2 separate regions of the Homo sapiens genome follow, and region 2 is linked to region 1. A link is a loop called in an ENCODE intact Hi-C map of the cell type or tissue named here. Cell type or tissue: heart left ventricle. All regions are shown on one strand.

The links. Hi-C counts contacts between places; a loop is a spot of excess contacts. Peaks named below come from ENCODE experiments on the same cell type or tissue, not always from the same donor. Only the 100,000 strongest peaks of a DNase experiment are listed, where the experiment ranks them.
Region 2: it touches region 1 in a loop (16-fold over the local background); 20 of 110 quality-filtered maps call a loop at or near these places.

What each region holds. Positions count from the first base shown.
Region 1 is chrY:20,735,868-20,743,867 of GRCh38, forward strand. It overlaps the pseudogene TBL1YP1. Among named protein-coding and RNA genes, the nearest start is that of RPS4Y2, 16 kb to the right of the region's middle. In heart left ventricle, a CTCF peak has its summit at 4,978 (motif pointing left); no DNase peak of the experiment used is centred here.
Region 2 is chrY:20,554,624-20,562,623 of GRCh38, forward strand. All of the region lies in intron 1 of TTTY10 (testis expressed transcript, Y-linked 10), which reads right to left. Among named protein-coding and RNA genes, the nearest start is that of TTTY10, 17 kb to the right of the region's middle. In heart left ventricle, a CTCF peak has its summit at 4,257 (motif pointing right); a DNase peak (open chromatin) is centred at 5,458; H3K4me3 peaks cover 259 bases; H3K27ac peaks cover 2,769 bases.

The DNA.
Region 1 (8,000 bases):
TACAGCACAACTCAGTTCCTGGGGAGGGCTCCAAGCAGGGCACATGGGTCCTGCAGGAGACAAGACCATGAGCCAGAAGTCCTGTTAAGGCATAATGCATGGGCGTCCACGTCTGTCATTCCACATGGTACCACAGCAGGGACTCTTCCTCATATAGGCAGTGCAGAGAGTGAGGGAGACCCAGGGAAGACACTGTTTCTGCCCTGCTGCCCTGGAGAGGAAGAGAATCTCCTCTGTGGCCACTCCTGCACAGCTTGGGACCTTCATCAAACACACCTCTTAGGGCTGCCAGTGAAATTAGTTTTTGGTGTTGCTTTAATTGAACACCATTGATGAGGCAGAAGGTGCTAAGACAAATAGCTCCAAATGCAGGCAGTACATGGACTACCTCATTCAGGAAGTGTTTTTCACCCCAAAAGGGAAACTCTGAAGCTGCAGCAAACTGTGATCACACCACTGCACTTCAGCCTAGGCAATAGAGTGAGATCTCTTTAAGTTAATTTTTTAAAAAGGAAATTTGAGAACTAAGAAATATAATGTCAGCATTGAAAATGTTAGTAGGTAGGTGTATTGGGCTGTTCTTGGATTACTATAAAGAAATACCTGAGACTGGATAATTTATAAGAGGTTTAATTGGTTCAAAGTCCTGAAGCTGTACAGAAAGCATCTGCTTCTGGGCATGCCTCAGAAAGCTTACAACAATGACAGAAGGTGAAAGGCAAGCAGGAGTCTCACATGGCTAAAGCAGGGGCAAGAGACATGAGGGATCTGCCTCCATAATCCAGACACCTCCCACCAGGGCCCACCTCCAGCACTGGGAATTATAATTCAACCTGAGATTTGGGTGGGGTAAAATATCCAACCACATCAGTGGGTTTAACAGCCTGGGACAATATCAGACAGCCTAAAAGATATGTGCATAATGGGGAAAGAAGAAAGAATGAAGCAGAAAAATCATTTGAGGTAAAAATGACCAATTTGTTTCTATATTTGGTGGAAAACATCATCATTTAATTTGAGAAGTTCAGGAAATCCTAAGAGGAATAAATATAAAAAGAACCATACCTACCCACCTAGGCATGTGGTATAAAACATCAAAATCAATGACAAAAGAAATCCTAAAAGTAAGCAGAGGCTGAAAATGTTCCCACTATATACTGGGGAACAACAATATGAACAACAACAAACTTAACAAATTCTTCAGTATGGACTCTGAGGCTCTTTCTGGTCTTTCATCAAATCTCTCTCAAATTCTCCAATTTCTATGATCTCTACCTTACTTCTGCAATTGCCAGTATACTGTTAAACCATTTATTAGCCTTGACCTCCTGGGCTAGTGTCCAAAAATGCCCTGTGCCTCTGTCCTCCTAAAGGCAGGTGCAGCCAAGCACCTCAATCTGTGCTAAGATCTTCCTGGAACACTCCCTGACTTAGACTCTCACAGCAGCCCTCACTCTGACACATATGCTTCTCCACCCTCCAGGCCCATTTATGTGTCCTCTGCACACCCTGTGGAAGATTCATGGCACCTCCTGAGCTCCCACTGCCCTTGTGAATGCCACACACCTGATAGTGGCTGCTGGCCTGTATGCCTGCCTCTTCCAGAAAATATAGAGCACATCAACAGTGAGCCCAGGAGGGCTCACGGTGTCTCAACTTTTTCTCACCAGCGACTAGAATATCTTTCCATGGTTGGTGTAGTCCCCTGTTAAAGCAGGAAAGGATGATCACAGTCCCTGTAGATTTGTCATCATGCCAGTAACTTAAATGATGTAAATTCTTTTGTCCTCATTCCCCTACTGCCCACCTCTCCCTGCCCCTGTCCCAAGGGTCCCCACCCCAAAGGAAGGCACTTTTAGAGTACAGGAACATATTGTCCTGTTAATATCTCCTTGCTCCAAAGTGACTCTCTTTTACTGGTCTAAACTTATCTCCCCTAACCCTGGACTAGTCTCAGTTTTTATTTTTGTTTTTGTTTGTTTGTTTGCTTTGGGATGGAGTCTCACTTTGTTGGCCAGGCTGGAGTGCAGTGGCATGATCTTGGCTCACTGACTGCAAGCTCTGCATCCCAGATTCACGCCATTCTCCTGCCTCAGCCTCCCAAGTAGCTGGGACTATAGGTGCCCACCACCACACCCGGCTAATTTTTTTGTACTTTTAGTAGAGACGGGTTTTCACCGTGTTAGCCAGGATGGTCTCAGTCTCCTGGCCTCATTATCTGCCCACCTCAGCCCCCCAAAGTGCTGGGATTACAGGCATGAGCCACTGCACCCAGCCTATCCTCAAGGTTTTAATAGAGCTGCACACAGTATCCTTGGTTCCCAGCTGTCCTGCCCTGGACCTTGCCATCAGCATGGGACTTAGCCCTTTAAGTGGGTCTTACTGTGGCCAATGGCCCTAAACAAAGCTCCAGGTCAGTGGGGTTGAGTGGAGACCCATGAGCCAACTCTGGAGGCCACCCAGGAACTGGGACTTGGATTGGAGGCTGTAGGATCAACTCTCAGGAAAAAATTTGTTCCTTTATATGGGTTTGGATACAGAGAGGCCAAGGTGACCGGCTCCACATTCTGGGCCGATGGGTTTTCCTTTCCACAGCTGCAGTGAGAGCCTCCCTTGCTAGCCTAGCACCCACACTGACACTCACACATACTGAAGTATGCTCACACTCTCTCAGCTCCCTCTTCCGTGGACCCCTCCAGCCTCCCTGGTCTCTCCGGGCAGTCTGCTCCTGGCACAAACATTCGTGCTCACAGGCACCTAAGCATGTTCTCATCTCCCTCTTCAGCAGGCCCCTTCTGCCCTCCCTGGGCTCTTCTGGCAGGCTGCTCCTGGGTCATATATCCACGTTCATAGACACCTAAGCCTGCTCACACTCTCAACCTCTTCTCCAACCGGTCTGCTCCACCCTTTCCAGATTCTCCCAGCAGCCTTCTGGAACAGACATCCATGCTCATAGACACATAAGCATGCTCACAGCCCCCTTTTCAATAGGCCTTGTCTGCCCTCCTGGCCATCCCAGCAGTCTGCTCCTGGAAGACACATCCATTCTCATAGACACCTTTGCGGGCTCACACTCTGTCAGGCCCCTCTTCAGCCAGCCCCCTCCACCCTCCATGGGATTTCACAGCAGCCTGTTCCTTGGCCATCATGCTTCTTCCTCCATTTCCTGGGCCACCTATACCACAAAGAACACACAGGTGGCTTGTCACTGTCCTGTTCACACCCTTCAAAACTCAGTGTCCTTAGAAAGCAGAGTGACCATACAGTTTATCATCCAAACTGGAGCCCTCAGGAGTTTGAAAATATTTAGAAAATTAATTTTCCTTGTGAAATTAGTTAATTGGTAGGCCAGGACGATAGGCATCAGATAGTGGGAGTGTATGGGGCATATGGAACCCTATTGTCACTCCTTAGGAAGGATCTTGCCCCATTTCTCCTGTGCAGGCTGTTCCCCAGCTAAGCCTTTGCTGCAAGTGGTTCACTTATATGTGTCTGTTTCAGTGTGTCCTTTTCTGCCTTGGTCCCTGATGACTTTGAACTTTATCTTCCACGGTTTAGCCTCAGAGTGTCCAAGTGTCCGGACCTGTAGGTTCCAGTGCTCACCCTGCGCTTTTATATATCTGGTTGTTTGCAGTGGATCAGGAGCCCCTGGCCAGGATTTTGCCGGTGTTGTTTGTTTCTGCTGCTCAGCACTTGCCTTTCATTTCCTTTGCACGTGTGTATCTGTCTGTGTGCATTTTGGTCACCTGTCTTCCATCTAAGTCAGCCCTTACCCAGCTTGAACTCCACAAGAGCTGAGGCTTCACTTCTTGAGTTTATCCCTCCCTCCATTTCCACTCACCTTCAGGGACAAATGCCTTGTAAAGGGTGTAGGCGTGGGAAGGAATTGTTGGATTAAAAGTGCACAGAACTGGCTGGGCGCAGTGGCTCATGCCTGGAATCCCAGCACTTTGGAAGGCCGAGGCAGGTGGATCATCTGAGGTCAGGAGTTCAAGACAAGCCTTACTAACATGGAGAAACCCTGTCTCTACTAAAAACACAAAATTAGCTGGGTGTGGTGGCCCATGCCTGTCATCCCAGCTACTCGGGAGGCTAAGGCAGGAGAATCGCCTGACCCTGGGAGATAAGAGGTTGTGGTGAGCAGAGATCATGCCATTGCATTCCAGAATGGGCAACAAGAGCAAAACTCAACCTCAAGAAAACAAAAACAAAAACAAATAAATGCATAGGAGACCTGACATGGTGGCACATTCCTATAATCCCAGTACTTTGAGAGGCCAAGGCCAGAGGGTTGCTTGAGCCTGGGAATTCAAGACTCAAGACCAGCTTGGGAAACCCTATCTAGATAAAAATGCAAAAAAAAAAAAAAAAATTAGCTGGACGTGGTGGTGTCTGCATTTCATCCCAGACATCTTAGAGGTAGGGATGGGAAGACAGCTTGAGCCCAGCAGCCTGGCAGTTCAAGACTACTTTCTGCAACCTATCTCTATCAAAAGAGAAAAAAAAATTAGCTGGGCCTGGTAGTGCCTGCCTTTAGTCCCAGCAATTTGGGAGGTTGAGGCAGGAGGATTGCTTGAGTTCAGGAGGTAAGGCTGCAGTGAGCTAGGATCAAGCCACTGAACACAAACCTGAGCAACAGCAAAACCCTCCCTCAAAAATAAAATAAAAATAAAGAATGCTTAGGAAAGTAATTTTCAAAGCCCAGTTTTTTAAATAACTGGTTTTATTTGCTGCGTTTTAAGATACATGAATTATTCACTTGCCTTCCTTCCTTGCAGGGATGTTTTCTTCTTAAAGAAATATGGATGAGAGTGGCTGGTGATGTGTGGGATATGGATGTGGTTTTATATAAACAAAAAAGGCAAAGTGAGAAAAAGAGGAAACTAGAAGGCTGGTTGGGCTGTGCTCTTCGATTTCAGGCTGAAGCCAAAGGACTTCTGCAGCAATGGTGCTGCGCTGCTGTCCCCTGCTGGAAGGTGACCTCATCTACTCACAGGCCCTGATGTCTTTTTCAGATTCTGCTTTCTTTGAGAATGAGGTCAACATATCAAATGGGATCCTTCTGGAATGTTGCTGGCATCCTGCTCTGATGACATGACATTGAAGGTAGCGTTGGCATCGCAAGGAGTGGGCTGTTTATCCCAGACAAACCCTGGCACTCGACGCCAATCTCATGGTCATTCTTCCATGAGGATTATCTGTTACTGACCAGGGTGAGCTTTATTTGTTACTGGCCAGGCTCCCTTCCTCTGTTATCCAATGAACTCCGATTTCTCAGTGGGGTCCCGGTGAGAATCCAAGCCTTCCTGCTGGCTTTCTCACCACTGCGTACAACCCCGCCGTGGGCCAGCAGCCTTACGTGTGCACCCCAGAGGAATTATGCCACATCATTCCCGGGTGCAGGAATGGCTTTTGCTCCTGTTGTGGCCGGTGTGTCCTGTAGATCTGGAGTATGAAGCAGGACGCATGCATCCACGATCTTTAGGCTCACAGCCAAGAGATCTATACCATCAAGTGGAGCCCCACCGGGCCTCTGCCAGCAAGCCAAAACCTACATCACGTTGGCAAAGTAAGGGCAGGCAGCACAATTGATAAAGCTCTGCCCTACATAACGACGATGGGAAATTTTGCTAAATTGTGTCCATGCGCCTGTGTTCAAGCCCTTCAGAGGAAACAAAGTGGTAGCTCACTTTGAAGGGGCCAAAACCATCCTGCCTTTGAGATAACCATGGTTTTGGCCCAGGTGCGGTGGCTCACGCCTGCAATCCCAACACTGTGGGAGGCCGAGGTGGGTGGATCACCTGAGGTTAGGAGTTCGAGACCAGCCTGCCCAACATGGCGAAACCCTGTTTCTACTAAAAACATAAAAATTAACTGGGTGTGTTGGAGCATACGTGAATTCCCAGCTATTTGGAAGGCTGAGGTAAGAGAATCTCTTGAACCCAGGAGGCAGAGGGTGCAGTGCACACCATTGCACTCCATCCTGGGCAACAAGAGCAAAATTCTGTCTCAAAAAACAATAATTCCTGTTGCTTGAAGAATGTGTGTGTGTGTGTTTGTGTATATATGTGTGTGTGTGTATATATATATATACATAGAGAGAGAGAGAGAGAGAGAGAGAGAAGCGGGGGAAGGTGTCTCACCTTGTTGCCCAGGCTGGTTTCCAACTCCCGGCCTCAAAGGAGCCTCCCACCTCACCTTTCAAAGCACCAAGATTGCAGATGTGGTCCACCATGCCTGGCCTAAAAAAACTTTTTATATGTTTATTCTTAACTTAATTTGCCATTTTTCCAAATATGGTTCTCTGCATTAATTTAGTAATAATAGCTATTGTGTTTAAAATTGTAGGACCATTTTTGGCCAGGTGTGGTGGCTCATGCCTGTAATCTCAGCACTTTGAGAGGCCAAGACGGGCAGATCACAAAGTCAAGAGACCAAGACCATCTGCGCCAATGTGGTAAAACCCTGTCCCTACTAAAACACAAAAAATTAGCTGGGCATGGGGTGCGCACCTGTAGTCCCAGTTACTTGGGAGGCTGAGGCAGGGGAATCACTTGAACCTGGGAGATGGAGACTGCAGTGAGCTGAGATCTCACCAGTGCACTCCAGCCTGGCAACAGAGCAAGACTTCATCTTAAAAAATTGTAGGACCATTTTAATTAATTTGGTTAATATTCTTCAAAAATATTAACCATTCATATGTATAGAAAGTGCACAAAAATTAATGTGTATATATCAATTTGTTTCCCTAGTAAAAACATCAAAACTTTTGTATGTTTGTTTAATGACTATGGCTTTGTTTTTAATACATTTTAGAAGAGACAAAGCTCCTCAGATTATTATCTTTTGAAACATAAACGTTGGGAAAGACAACTCCTGGAGATCCAACGACACACGTTATGGAGAACTTTTTAAAACTGCCATATGTATGTGATTTTGCTTTTCCTCCCACCTTACTAGTGCTTCATTCAATTTTGCATTGAAACTGTGGGATGTGGAGCCAGGCATCTGAACCCACATGCTCAAGAAACATGATTCACCTCTGCAAAGGAGGGAATCAGATATGCATTTATCTCAGTGAGCAGAGAGGTGACTGAATAGAATGAGAGGCAGGTTTGCCCTAAGAAGTTCCCAGCTTGACTCTTCTCTTTAGTTTAGTGAGTTGGGGGCCCCAAGATTTATCTTCCTTTCACAGATCCAAGTGTGCTTGTGGCCATCACCATGACCTGGAGTTTTGCAGTGGCCAAATCCCAAATGCAGGTCTTGAATTGGCAAATGAAGACTCAGTGTTAAGCGAGTTATTGTCACATTTAGGGAAAATATGTATCCCATCTCCTAGTGTTGTCTGGAATTCATCCTGCTCATTTTCATTTTTCTCTTTACTTCTTGCCAAGTAGAGCAAGTGTGTTCCCAGGAGGTGAATTTGGGCACCCTGAGTGGTAGTGCAGAACCCTGGAATGCTCCAGGAAGAACTGCGTGGGAACTGGGCAGATATCAAACCATGTGGCAGAGTTCCCTGGGATAAATGCAGGCATGGCAGGCAGCTTTGGTGGCTCCCTGAAGAATGCCAGTGGCAAATGACTAGCTTTAAAGAGGTTTCTTTTTGCTGTACAGCAGGGGTCCCCAACCTCTGGGGAACCAGCTGCACAGCAGGAGGTGCATAGGAAGCAATGCATCTTTACCACCTGAGCTCTGCTGCCTGTCACATCAGTGGTGGGGTTAAATTCTCATGGGACCAGGAACTCTATTGTGAACTGTGCATGTGAGGAATCTAGGGGGCGTGCTCCTTAGGAAAATCTAACTCTTGCAAAATTGCCCTTGTTTGATGAGATGAATGCGCAGGAATTTTGTCATGGTAGAAAAGGACCCTCTGGTCAAATTTTTTTCTGGGCATTTTTTGTGCTAAAGGTTTGACTTTCTCAAAACCGCTTTCCTAATACAGATGCTTTCATTCTTTGGCCCTCCTGCAAGAAAAAATGCCTTGAGCATTAAAAAACAAA
Region 2 (8,000 bases), 180 kb before region 1:
GGTCTTCAGCTGAACTGCAGATCCTTCCAACAGCAAAGCTTAATATTTGAGGAGGTGATTATTTGTTAGCCAGAGAATTCCTTTAAAGGACAGCAGTCCTGCTACATTATGGGGGCATGTAAACAGCTAAGTCATTCCCCATGTCACCTCAGTAGCTTCTGGCACAAGCAAGGCCTCCACTAAAACTACAGTCGGGGCAAGCCAGCCATCCTTTAGTCCCCAGTTTAAATTCCTTGTTTAGGTAATCAACTGACTGCTGGCTGGACCTTAGGCTGATGTAAAACTGTCATGGCTATCCCCTTTCCTTCTGAGACAAAGATAAAATGCATTCTTTATAGGAAGAGTGAGGACAATTACTTTAAATAAGGCTTGCTTTCAATGATTGAAAGCATTTTGAGCCTTGTTTCCAAATTAGGGAGTTTTAGCTGCTTGAGTTTCTTTCATAAGGTGTTATTAACAGCAGTTATTTTACTATACCCAAGTATCCACAATCTATGGAAAACTGTAATGCCCCAAAATTCTTTTAGCTGTTTCATGGTTTGGGGAAGGAGAAAAAACTCTATAGGCTTACTAGTCTTTTTTCCCCAATATTTTGTTCCCTTCTGACAAAATTAGACCTAAGTACCTTAGATTTTACTGAAGTTTGTCAGAGGTAAGGTTCAGATTTAGAAATTTTTTACCTTGTATATGCTAGAAAATTAAGAAGAACCTCAATACCTTCTTAAAAAAGACCCACAGCTGGAGCACAGAGGAAAATATTATTTACATATTGTGAAAGTTTAATCTAAGAATAACAGAACTTAGAAAGTCTTTTGATAATGCTTCCCCAAACAAGTGGGGGTTGTCTCAGAACCCTTGATGCAGTACTGTCCACATTAACTGGGTAGACTGGCTGCAGGGATCCTCCAAAGCAAACAAGTATGGGGTGTCAAGGTGCAATGGTATGCAGAAAAAAGCCTTTTTAAGGTCCAAAATTGTGAACCATTTAGTTCCCTCAGGTATTTGAGTTAGCAAAATATAAGAATTAGAAACTATCAGATAGATCGAAACTACAGCTTTATTAATGAGATGAAGTCTTAAACTAGCCTTCATTCTCCACTGGGTTTCTGTATCTCTAATATTGGGATGTTGCAAGAGCTGTTGCAAAGTCTGAGAATGTACTATTATTTTAAATTATTAATAATGGCTTGTAGTTCTTTTCTAGCTTCTGGCTATAGAAGGATACTGCTTCTGCTTAGGAAAAGAAGTGATGACTTTACAGTGAATCTGGACTGGAGTGGCTGTAGCCCAGCCTCTTTAACATTGCTTTTTACTAAAAAAGAGACAAAGAGTCTGTACGGGAGCTATAAATACGATGGCTTCCATACAAGCTAGAATATCTCTACATATTTAAGGAGTCAGACTCTCAGGCATAATTAAAAACACATGAGTAAATAACAAGTCTCCCCAGCTACAACTAAGAGACTGTGAAAAATATCAGGTTAAGAACTTTCCAAAGATGCCTACCAGGGTTGTGACATGAGAGAAGGGGAGGCCTGGATTGACAAAGAATGCAAAGAGACTGGCTCCTGATTCCAGGTTCCAAAAGGAAGTCTACCTTTCTCTCTTTTACCTCCAAAATTACCCGGAGCTTCTGGAGAGTGATGGCAGTTTGAGCCACTAAAGCTGGGAAATTGAGCACTAGGACCCTGTAATCCTGCTGAATTATTTTGGAGACTGGGTCTAGACCTTGTGAGCTACATATCAAAGGAAAATTTGACTTCTAGTAGTCTTTACCACTGGCTGGACAGGGTTGAGGTGGCTTATTCCTGCTATCTGGAAAATCCATTTTGAAGTGTCCTTGTTTGCCACATTGGTAGCAGTTAGAAGACGCAACTCAGGGATTCTGAATTTTATATTCCTGTAATGTGGCCACTAGAGCCTCTCGTTTTTGTTGTATTTTCTCACTTTCTCCTGGGCCTCCTCCCAGTCTCTGCTGTATGAGACCAAAGTAGCCCCTTTCTAGAGATTATCTAGAGAGCTATCTGGACCTATGACCAGTTTCTTCAACATCTTTTTGATATAAGAAGCTGGTTGTATAATAAACTTGTTTTTTTTTAAATTAATTGTCTCTCAACTAAATTAGGATATAGATAGGTGTGTTTTACTAATGCCTGTCTCAGCCTTTCTATAAAGGCTACGGAGTTTTTCCATCTGATTTTTTGATTTATTATGAAGAGCTTATATTAATTAAGAGGTTTGATCCTGGAAGGCCTTTTCAAGCCTTCCAGTATGCATATCAGATAATTCTTTTCCATTCATTTATAGAAATATTGGGATTCCAATTGGGATTTTCAAGGGGTATTGCATCCTTTCCTATTGGGAATGAAAATTTTGCTACCTTCTCACCCTCTTCTTTCATTAGAAGAAATTTTGCTACCTTCTCACCCTCCCTTCTGCTAGATTTTTCCCTTGCAAACTTTTAGACAAACTCTAGGGGATGTGTTGTTCATCTCCAAATGTTTCTGCTGCCTGTAAACCTGCCTGCTTTTCTGCAACAGTTAGGTTTGACTTAAAAGTATTATAGCATTTTTCTACATAAGATTAAACACTTGGGTTAAATTTTGGCAAGCCTGTATATATCCATCAGCATCATTAGAAAACTTGCCCAGGTTCCCCTTTATTTATCTATAATCCTTCAATAAGAATGGAACACAAATCCTAAAGCACTATGGACATGTGACATTTTCTGCTATGGCAAGAGTTAAAGAGGGAATTTCTTAAGTGACACAACTGGGGCAGCTAATAATTTGGTTATTAAGATCCCAGAATAAGTGAGACAGGGCACCCTGAAATTCCATTTGGGGTTCCCTGAGGGTTTGTCTCTTTGACTTTGGGGAACTGTCCTTTCTAGGCTTCCCTTACATGGTTGCAAAAAGGTCAGGGTTAACTGTACAATGATTACAAACATTGAGTTGTTTCACAGGACAATGTAAGCCTGTACATAGGGAAGCTCAGACCATTTTCCCTACCACCTAGAGAAAATATCTAGTTGTTAAATAATATAGAAATCAAGACTTCCTTTAGAAGGCTAAGTTTATTCATTTCCAATATGGTAATATTGTTTTATAAGCCTTATGGGCAATAGAATATAAGCGATTTTATTTTCAGGATTTTAGGTCCAAAGGAGTTTCAGGGATTCAGAATGCAGTCAAGGGGAGTACAGACTGCAAATGGTTTATTACCCAACTAAAAAAAGAGGAAAAAACAATGAGTTTATCAATACTCTTCCTTCTACTGGTGTCCCCCAGAGTGAAGAAAGAGAGAAAGTGCATTTCCCTTCTCCTCCTTCTCCCTCTCCTGTGGGTCCTGGTGACTGTCATGAATGCTGTCCTATGAATGCAAGTGTGACCTTCACCCAAGAACCCAGAGGAGCTGGTAGGCAAGACTAGTCATGCCCATCTGCATAAGCCCTTGGTTTTCTGCCCTACTGGAATCTTAGACCCACTCAGCCCAAAAGGCTTCTAAGGTACTCCACACGCCTGGAAGAGATAATGTAGTATTTGGACTCTGGCAATACTTTTTTAATGAAGGAAGTGTTTTAATACCATCCCTGCTATGGTACCGGTTAAAAATCAGAATCCCACAAAATAGGAGGGACTAACTTCCAAACGTAAATTTTCTTTTATGTTTACATCCCAAAGTAGTCGAATGCAGAATGGGTGCTTCAAAAAAAGCATACAAATTAAATAGCTTCCCTTCCATTGATGACATCATTATTGAAGCAAAGTCTGTCTTTTCAGGATGGCTTTCTCTCGGCTGTTGAAAGTAGAGTTTTCTTGTCTACAAATAGGAGATGGGCCTGATTACCGATAGACAAAAGTAAAAGGGGCTGGGCATGATGGCTCATGCCTGTAATCCCAGCACTTTGGGAGGCCGAGGCTGGTGGATCACCAGAGGTCCAGAGTTCAAGACTAGCCTGAACAGCATGGAGAAACCCCATCTCTACTAAAAATACAAACAAAATTAGCCAGGTGAGGTGGCACATGCCTGTAATCCCAGCTACTCAGGAGGCTGAGGCAGGAAAATCACTTACACCTGGGAGATGGAGGTTGCACTGAGCCAAGATTATGCCACTGCACCCAGCCTGGGCAACAAAAGTGAAATTCCATCTCGGAAAAAAGAAAAAAAGAAAAAAAAAGTAAAAGGAAAAAGGAATTGGGAAACTAGTCGTTTGTGGTAGAGTGCTGACAAGACTCCACATGGAGAAAAATTTCACTCCACTAGGTGGTGATGTAGGGTTAGATATGTGAGATAAAACTCTGACTTCAAATTCTTTTCAGGAAAAAGTTTGAAAGAGAGGTTTGGGGTTTAATAGGCTTTCCCATAGCATGCTCCCCAGAATAAGAAAATTAATTTATCTCATATAGAAACTTTAGATTCATTGGACTATGCTGGAAGCATCCTCCTCAGAATAAGAAAATTAATTTATCTCATATAGAAACTAGATTCATTGGATTGTGCTGGAAGCATCCTCCCCAGAATAAGAAAATTAATTTATCTCATATAGAATCTTTAGATTCATTGGATTGTGCTGGACTCTTATACAGAATAAAAAACAATACAAATAGAAGAATATTCACTCAGGAAGAACTATTATCCCACATGGTGCCATGAGTGTCTATTATTAAGGGATAGAAGGGTCCTTATAAGGTAAGAATTTAGATGGAAATTTGAATCCCTTTGTTTCTAGGAAACCACAAAAATAACAATTTTTTTGAATTACATTTGTAATTATTAAGACACTGACTAACTCTACCCAGCAGGATTATATCCCTAGCTTGCAAAAACACTCACAACACTGAATACAAAATAGGGATTAGAGACAAGATATCCACAAGAAAAAAAAGAATATGTGACGAGAAAAGACTAGAAGTTTTTTTGCTGACACCCTGATGGGCTGTTGGGAGCTAGATGTTAGTCCAAAGACCCTCAGGTAACACCAAGATATAGCCCCAGCTGGAAATCTTCAGTTGGCCTAGAACCTCCTTTCAATCCCACATCATGGCTAGGCCCTCTGTGAAAGGAAACTGGATTGGAATAGACAAGAAGCCTCAGAAATGAAAGTAAAGGGTTAAAGTTAAAAATATGCTTTTATTCAACTTTCTGATGAATTCTTTTATTCTCGATCAATGTACCAAAATATGTTGCAGTCTCACCAATGCACCAAGATTTAGCAGTCTTTCATTGTTTGAGATAATCGTCAGAGTTTTTTTTTTAATCCAAGACAATAAAGGAGTGCAGGCAAAAGGATAACGTAGAAGCAGAAGTTTAATAAGCAAAAAGAGAAAACTTTTTGTGAGCAGTGGCTGAGGCCTGAATTGGTTTCCCACTATGAGGCCAGTTCTAGGATTTTTATAGACTGGAAAGGATAAGGAATGTGCTTAGTCTTGGATAACAGCTTGGCCTGGGACCCTGGTCTGAAGCCAACTGGAGAGCTTGGCCCAGTGCCAATCAGGGTCTAAAGTGATAATTCACAGAGGCCAGAATTGCTGTCCACAAAAGAAAATAAAACTACCCAGTGGAACCTGCTGGAACCATCATGCCCATGTCCACAAAAAGAGAAAAAAAAAATGTCCTGATCATGCTGACTCCACAAAAATAGGATTTTTATGCCATGCCTTCTTCACTTACCTTAGTGAGCCTAAGGTTTGCATAAGTTCTTATCCAAATGGGCCAGAGGTTCTGTTTTTTTTTGTGTGTGCCAGCCACAAACATGTCTCCAGGCACAGCACCCTGTGCTAGTTTTCTTATCTGTGCCTTCAGCTTGATTTGTTTTTTCCAGGCTGCTTTTTTTTTTTTTTTTTTTTTTTTGTGAGATGGGAGTCTCGCTCTGTGTCCAGGCTGGAGTGCAGCGGCGTGATTCTCGGCTCACTAAAATCTCCGACTCCCTGGTTCAAGCAATTCTCCTGCCTCAGCTTCCCGAGTAGCTGGGATTACAGGCAGGCGACAACACGCCCAGCTAATTTTTGTATTTTTAGTAGAGACAAGGTTTCACCATGTTAGCCAGGATGATTTTGATATCCTGACCCCGTGATCTGCCCTCCTCAGCTTCCCAAAGTGTGGGGATTACAGGCCTGAGCCACCACACCCAGCTCCAGGCTCCTTTTATGTTTTATGGAAATGAGGCACTGACATTCCCTGCTCTGGAGGATCTCTGGGGACCCTTTTCTTTCTATATAACTAAGGCCAGCTAACTATTTTCATTTTGAGAACTCACTATCACAAAAAGAGCAAAGGGATGTATGTGCTCCCATTATCACATTACCTGTTAAAAGGCCCCTTCTCTTATATTCTTTATTACAATTTGACATTATATTTTGGCAGAAACATAAATCCAGACCATATTATACTACCCCTGACCCCTTCCAAATTTCACATGGCAAAATACAGTTGTTATCTATTTCCAAGAGTCTTTCTAGTGTTAACTCTTTTTGGCATTAATTTAAAAGGTCCACAGTCAAAAGTTTCATTTGAGAAAAGACAAGTTATATCTGCCTATGAGCTTGTAAAAAAAAAATTATATACTGATAGGATACAATGGGGATACAGGGGCTGGCCGTGGTGGCTCATACTTGTAATCCCAGCACTTTGGGAGGCCAAGGCAGGGGGATCATGAGGTCAAGAAATCGAGACTATCCTGGCTAACCAACATGGTGAAACCCATCTCTACTAAAAATACAAAAATTAGCTGGGCACAGTGGCACACGTCTGTAGTCCCAGCTACTCAGGAGGCTGAGGCAGAAGAATCGCTTGAACCTGGGAGGCAGAGGTTGCAACAAGCCGAGATCGTGCCACTGCACTCCAGCCCGAGAGTGAGACTCCCAGGCTCACTCTCAAAAAAAAAAAAAAAAAGAAAAAAAAAAAAGAAAAGATACAATGAGGGTACAGGAGTTGGGTAAATACATTTGTTCTCAAAGAAATAAATTAGCCCAAACAAAGGTATAAAAGCCCCATGCAAGTTCTAAAGCTAGCAAAGCAATTATTAAATTTCAAAGTTCCAAAATAATTTTTTGACTCCATATCTCATATCTAGGCCACACTGATGTAAGAGATGGGCTCTCAAGGCCTTGAGTAGCTCCACCTCTGTGGATCTAGAGGCCACAGCCCCCACAACTGCTTTCATGGGCAAACATTGAGTGCCTGAAGCTTTTTCAGATGCATAGATTAAGCTGTCAGTGCATCTAACATTTTGGTGCTTGGAGGGCAGTGGCCTTCTCATAGCGCCACTAAGCAGTGCCTCAGTGGGGACTCTGTGTTGGGACTCCAACCCCGTATGTCCTCTCTACACTGACCTTGTAAAGGTTCTCCATGAGGCCTCAGCCCCTGAAGTGGACTTATGGACATCTAGGCATTTTTATACACTACTCTGACCTTGCAGAGGTAACATTATTTATGAAAATCAATTTTAAATAACGATAAATAATATTGAAAAAATAACTATGCTCTTTTATTTACAAGTGGAGAGTTCAGCATTTACAACAGAGTATCTAGAGCTCTCATTTCTTTGGACTGTTGCTTGGCACACTACCAATCACAGTAATACAGTTATAACTCAACAGTTGCGAGGGCCATGTGGATTCCATAGGGTTTCACTTTTTCTTTTGCTTCTAACTACTACACACAAACACACACACACACACACAGACACACAAATTGGTGATGTGTCAGACATGGTACATAGTGAGTAAACTTGTGTTTAACTCAGTAAATGTTTGTGTATATTGTGCAATAACATGATAACTGTTCACAGAATATAAAATACAGGGTGACCTCAGCAATATGGTGGAAAAAGTGGTCACCCATTTATATCCCCTGACGACAATGATTCTGTACCCATCCATACAAAGAAGTATCTTTCTTGCTCTGTGGGAGTCTTGGGATTCAAGTAGGTGGTTGTGAAACTCTGGTGGAGCCCAAGGCCTAAAAACGGAGATATTGGGAGTGCAGACATATACCCG